Regions from separate parts of the Homo sapiens genome. Here region 1 is linked to region 2. The links are chromatin loops, found by intact Hi-C in ENCODE. Cell type or tissue: mammary epithelial cell. All regions are shown on one strand. Links, peaks and the distances in the headings refer to the core of each region. The heading gives the core; the rest is flanking DNA. Region 1 has its middle 70 kb from the start of PACERR. Region 2 holds the start of PTGS2 (prostaglandin-endoperoxide synthase 2).

What was found. Peaks named below come from ENCODE experiments on the same cell type or tissue, not always from the same donor. Only the 100,000 strongest peaks of a DNase experiment are listed, where the experiment ranks them.
Region 1: it touches region 2 in a loop (7-fold over the local background); 2 of 110 quality-filtered maps call a loop at or near these places.

The regions. Positions count from the first base shown.
Region 1 is chr1:186,749,200-186,752,120 of GRCh38, reverse strand. No RefSeq gene overlaps it. Among named protein-coding and RNA genes, the nearest start is that of PACERR, 70 kb to the right of the region's middle. In mammary epithelial cell, for the core only: no CTCF peak of the experiment used is centred there; a DNase peak (open chromatin) is centred at 1,660; H3K27ac peaks cover 2,167 bases.
Region 2 is chr1:186,679,021-186,681,941 of GRCh38, reverse strand. It overlaps PTGS2 (prostaglandin-endoperoxide synthase 2), which reads left to right and starts at 1,519. Exons shown (of 10, transcript NM_000963.4): 1 at 1,519-1,703; 2 at 2,504-2,620; 3 at 2,741-2,884. The coding sequence starts at 1,652. PACERR (PTGS2 antisense NFKB1 complex-mediated expression regulator RNA) reads right to left here and starts at 1,288. Exons shown (of 1, transcript NR_125801.1): 1 at 496-1,288. In mammary epithelial cell, for the core only: a CTCF peak has its summit at 1,583; a DNase peak (open chromatin) is centred at 1,431; H3K4me3 peaks cover 2,500 bases; H3K27ac peaks cover 2,322 bases.

The sequences.
Region 1 (2,921 bases), core at 176-2,675, 70 kb before region 2:
TTTTGAAGGAAAACTAGGAGTCTATGGTTGGACAAAGAGGTTAAGAGTATCTAGACAGGACCCATCATGTGTCCTCTGACAGCATATAGCCTTTCAGAACCAGATGTTTTGTTTCATTCAATTAGTTCCTTCCAACATGGAACTAGATATTCTAATAAGACTAAAGACTTGGCCCTTGCATTCCACTTCTGAGAAATCAAGGTGGAAAAATTCAAAGGAATAAGAAAGCAAATGCTTCTTATTTGTACAAATAATATATCTGAAAGAAATTGAAATTCGTTGAGACTAGGTTCTCCTTTAATCCAGAGCTGTGGTATGACTTCCATTGGACCTAAGCACTTTTACCTTTGTGGGTCCCTTCCTCCATTTTATACAAACACACACTAAAAATTATATTTTACTATTGTGTTGGTTAAAAAGATCGATATGCTACTATTATATATAAGACAGCTTCTTCTACCTAGAAGTTGTTATTTCTGATTTTAAAGAACATTAATACATTTTGTTGGGCCCCTAGGCACTATGGCTATTGTGCCTAACGGACAAATCACTTTTGGCAACTCCTTCCCATATTCTACTCCTTGTTTTGTTGCCAGAGAATACTTCTAAAAATTCCCTTTTCATTGGATCACAGAGAACCATCAAGGACAGCAACTCATTCAGTGTAGGGATCCCCAGATCTCTGCTTGGATCAGGGCTTCATTCAATATTGTTTTGCCTGGCAACCTGACTCCTAAATGCACCTTTCACTTCTGTCAGGCCAGTATCTTTAGTCCAGTGCTGTGTATTGGAATAACCTAGGGAGGTTTGGGGTTTGTTTTCATATTTACATTAAAATTTTGATTCCAAAACCAATCAAATTAGAATTTCTGGGTGTGGGACCCAAACATCAGTACTTTTTAGTGCCCTTCAGGTGATTCCAATCTGTAACCAATTTTGAAAACCAGTGCTCTAAGCAACAAAAATACAACAATCATTCTCCTGTAATGTGCTATGGAGCACAGGAAAAAGAGATATACACACACATATACAAGTATCATATGGCATTGTAATAACTTGTTTATCCGTGATTCTCTCTACTAGATAGAAAACTTCAAGCATCACTTCTGAATTATTTTTATTTTACCCACCACCTAGTTCAATGCTAGCATCAAGTAGATACTCAATAAATGTTTTTATTGAACGAATTGCCACATGTTCTTAAACTTTTACTTTTCCTCTTCCCTTTCCCTTCTTCATTGTATTACTCCAAAGTTCTCAACCCTGCCAGGACATTAAAATCAGTGGGGAACTTTGTAAAAAAATAATGGGCCCCACCCTAGACCAATTAGGTCACAATTTCTAAGGGTGGGGCCCAGGTAGTGTTTAAAAGATTAGACTATTCTAATGTACAGCCAGGGCTAAGAATTATTGATTAATTTTTACTCACTCTTTAAGACCCTCTTAAAGAGCCAACTTATTCAGGAAACTTTTTCGGGTACTCTTCCCAAATATATCTTTCAATTTCTCAAATACTGATTGTTCTTGAGAAATATGCAGTTTCAGTCTTAAACATATTGTTGTGTCATCCCTGTGAATGTGAAGCTAGCACTTGAGGGCAAGAATCATGCCTCCTATTGCTTTGTTTTCCTCAGAGAGATGACAACAGGGCTGGGCCTAAATTCCAATACTTAGTGACTAAAGGCAGTTACATGGATTCCCTGTTAGAAGATCATGTTTCTTAATCTGGCCTTGACACATGCTATTCATTAAGCAATCAATGAATTGCTTAAAATTCTCAATGTGCTGTAGTAGCCTATTCATTTTCTCAACCAGTCACTAGTTTTAAAGGTTTTGACTTAAACTAGGACTTGAGTTTGACTCCACACATGATGATCAGCTGCCTCAAAGTCATAATTCAACTTATTTATCAAATGAGGATCCACAGGTAGATTTCAGTTTATGAAGGGACAAGGAAAGGAGATTCAAAATTCAAATTACATTGCACTCCTCTACATTTCTAACCTTTTAGTGATATTTTCCCTGGGGAAGTAAAGGTGGTGCAATAATTTGGGAGGCACCTATTAGCCCTCACCTTAGGCATGTGAACACCTGATTACTTTCATGCCAGATCAGAGAATACCATAATGCTTATTAAAAATGCTGATTTTTTATTAGTCAGCATTACAATGCTGCTGAGTGGTATGAATTTGGTAACTTACCCGTTAATGGATATGCATTTACTGATGACTGTGGACTGTTTTAGTACAGTATTTCATGTACATATTTTAGCCACATTCTTTTGGACTCCGACGTTTTGAAATTTATTTTCTTCATTCTTCAGTTTAAAAATAAATATTAAACAAATAAGTGGTTCTCCAGCCAGGAAACATGCGTATGCCTCACCTGTATTAAACAGACGAAACGAATATAGAGATTTGGTCAGTCTGTAATTGATGAATAAAAGGTGCTTAACACTTGAGGGGTAAAATACACATTTATAATTGCATAATGCAGATGCAGAATTTGAGCTAATTAGCATTTTAAAGTTTTACTTATCTGAAACTCTTGTTAAATAAAGTCAGCAGAATAATGATTTTGATAAACTTCTATACAGTCTATATGTTCTCATCAGGACTAAAAATACTATAATTTTTCAAAAGGAATTTAGTGAGCCATTTTTTAAAATAATAAAGATGTCTATTTTTCATCCATAAATGTTGTTCTTAATGTTAATCACTATAAGTACAAATTCATGGAAGTCTTTGATGAACATCTGCTTGGAAAAAAAAATCTGCTAAGTACCAAATATTTGTAAAACATTCAAGCCCACACAGACATACACAGACATGCACAAACACCCCCCAAAGAAAGGTTTTGGTTTATACTCTGAGATCTAAATGGAGAAATGATTATGTAATAAAAAAACCAGTTAGGCACCA
Region 2 (2,921 bases), core at 286-2,785:
TGTGTACACTAAGCAAAACAGTTAAAAAAAAAACCTCCAAGTGAGTCTCTTATTTATTTTTTTCTTATAAGACTTCTACAAATTGAGGTACCTGGTGTAGTTTTATTTCAGGTTTTATGCTGTCATTTTCCTGTAATGCTAAGGACTTAGGACATAACTGAATTTTCTATTTTCCACTTCTTTTCTGGTGTGTGTGTATATATATATGTATATATACACACACACATATACATATATATATTTTTTAGTATCTCACCCTCACATGCTCCTCCCTGAGCACTACCCATGATAGATGTTAAACAAAAGCAAAGATGAAATTCCAACTGTCAAAATCTCCCTTCCATCTAATTAATTCCTCATCCAACTATGTTCCAAAACGAGAATAGAAAATTAGCCCCAATAAGCCCAGGCAACTGAAAAGTAAATGCTATGTTGTACTTTGATCCATGGTCACAACTCATAATCTTGGAAAAGTGGACAGAAAAGACAAAAGAGTGAACTTTAAAACTCGAATTTATTTTACCAGTATCTCCTATGAAGGGCTAGTAACCAAAATAATCCACGCATCAGGGAGAGAAATGCCTTAAGGCATACGTTTTGGACATTTAGCGTCCCTGCAAATTCTGGCCATCGCCGCTTCCTTTGTCCATCAGAAGGCAGGAAACTTTATATTGGTGACCCGTGGAGCTCACATTAACTATTTACAGGGTAACTGCTTAGGACCAGTATTATGAGGAGAATTTACCTTTCCCGCCTCTCTTTCCAAGAAACAAGGAGGGGGTGAAGGTACGGAGAACAGTATTTCTTCTGTTGAAAGCAACTTAGCTACAAAGATAAATTACAGCTATGTACACTGAAGGTAGCTATTTCATTCCACAAAATAAGAGTTTTTTAAAAAGCTATGTATGTATGTGCTGCATATAGAGCAGATATACAGCCTATTAAGCGTCGTCACTAAAACATAAAACATGTCAGCCTTTCTTAACCTTACTCGCCCCAGTCTGTCCCGACGTGACTTCCTCGACCCTCTAAAGACGTACAGACCAGACACGGCGGCGGCGGCGGGAGAGGGGATTCCCTGCGCCCCCGGACCTCAGGGCCGCTCAGATTCCTGGAGAGGAAGCCAAGTGTCCTTCTGCCCTCCCCCGGTATCCCATCCAAGGCGATCAGTCCAGAACTGGCTCTCGGAAGCGCTCGGGCAAAGACTGCGAAGAAGAAAAGACATCTGGCGGAAACCTGTGCGCCTGGGGCGGTGGAACTCGGGGAGGAGAGGGAGGGATCAGACAGGAGAGTGGGGACTACCCCCTCTGCTCCCAAATTGGGGCAGCTTCCTGGGTTTCCGATTTTCTCATTTCCGTGGGTAAAAAACCCTGCCCCCACCGGGCTTACGCAATTTTTTTAAGGGGAGAGGAGGGAAAAATTTGTGGGGGGTACGAAAAGGCGGAAAGAAACAGTCATTTCGTCACATGGGCTTGGTTTTCAGTCTTATAAAAAGGAAGGTTCTCTCGGTTAGCGACCAATTGTCATACGACTTGCAGTGAGCGTCAGGAGCACGTCCAGGAACTCCTCAGCAGCGCCTCCTTCAGCTCCACAGCCAGACGCCCTCAGACAGCAAAGCCTACCCCCGCGCCGCGCCCTGCCCGCCGCTGCGATGCTCGCCCGCGCCCTGCTGCTGTGCGCGGTCCTGGCGCTCAGCCATACAGGTGAGTACCTGGCGCCGCGCACCGGGGACTCCGGTTCCACGCACCCGGGCAGAGTTTCCGCTCTGACCTCCTGGGTCTATCCCAGTACTCCGACTTCTCTCCGAATAGAGAAGCTACGTGACTTGGGAAAGAGCTTGGACCGCTAGAGTTCGAAAGAACTCCGTGGATATTCCAGCTTTCCCACAAGCACTGATCATTATGAGCCAGTTACTTAACCGATCTGAGACACTCTCACCTCCTAAATAGGGATAGATGATACTAATTTGCAGGTTGTCATTATGATAAGACAGGATCTGATCAATATATGTGAATTGTTTATATTTGGAACCTTTTTATTGAGTGGAAGAAGTTGTTTTAAATATTCTAGTCAGTTCTTTCCTGCTCCCAGGAAAGCCCGGATTATGTTTTAAGATAAGCAAAATGTCTTAAAAGTAAGCTGTTTTACTTTGAATTTTTCCCTAAATGTTGATTAGTGTACTAGATCCATTTTAATTTGGAAAGTGAAGTGCTACTTATTTGAACTTCTTAAAAATGCTAATTTTAACATCTAAAGAGTTAACTAAGAAAAGCTTAGTAACATGATGTACCAAGTTGAATATGCTGTTATCCTTATTTAGAATAGAAAATTGGTATTTCTACGTTTTATCCATTCTAAGGCAGGTTAAAAAATTGTATTTCCATGACTACCTATATATTTCTTGAATTTATTATTGTAAAGTTGATTCATAGTCAAACAATTAAATGTTTAAATTAAGATTAAGACACTAGAGAATGATTTATTTGCTGTCCTTTAATTGCAGCAAATCCTTGCTGTTCCCACCCATGTCAAAACCGAGGTGTATGTATGAGTGTGGGATTTGACCAGTATAAGTGCGATTGTACCCGGACAGGATTCTATGGAGAAAACTGCTCAACACGTAAGTTTGTCCTTTGGTTGCCTCATTAGGAGTGGGGCTGGATACAGTTATCATTGTATAGATTTGTGTCTTATAATGAGTCCCATTAATTTCTCCCTCCCTTTCTTCGTCTTCTTGCAGCGGAATTTTTGACAAGAATAAAATTATTTCTGAAACCCACTCCAAACACAGTGCACTACATACTTACCCACTTCAAGGGATTTTGGAACGTTGTGAATAACATTCCCTTCCTTCGAAATGCAATTATGAGTTATGTGTTGACATGTAAGTACAAGTGTCTTTCTAAGGTTTTTAGCCTTCT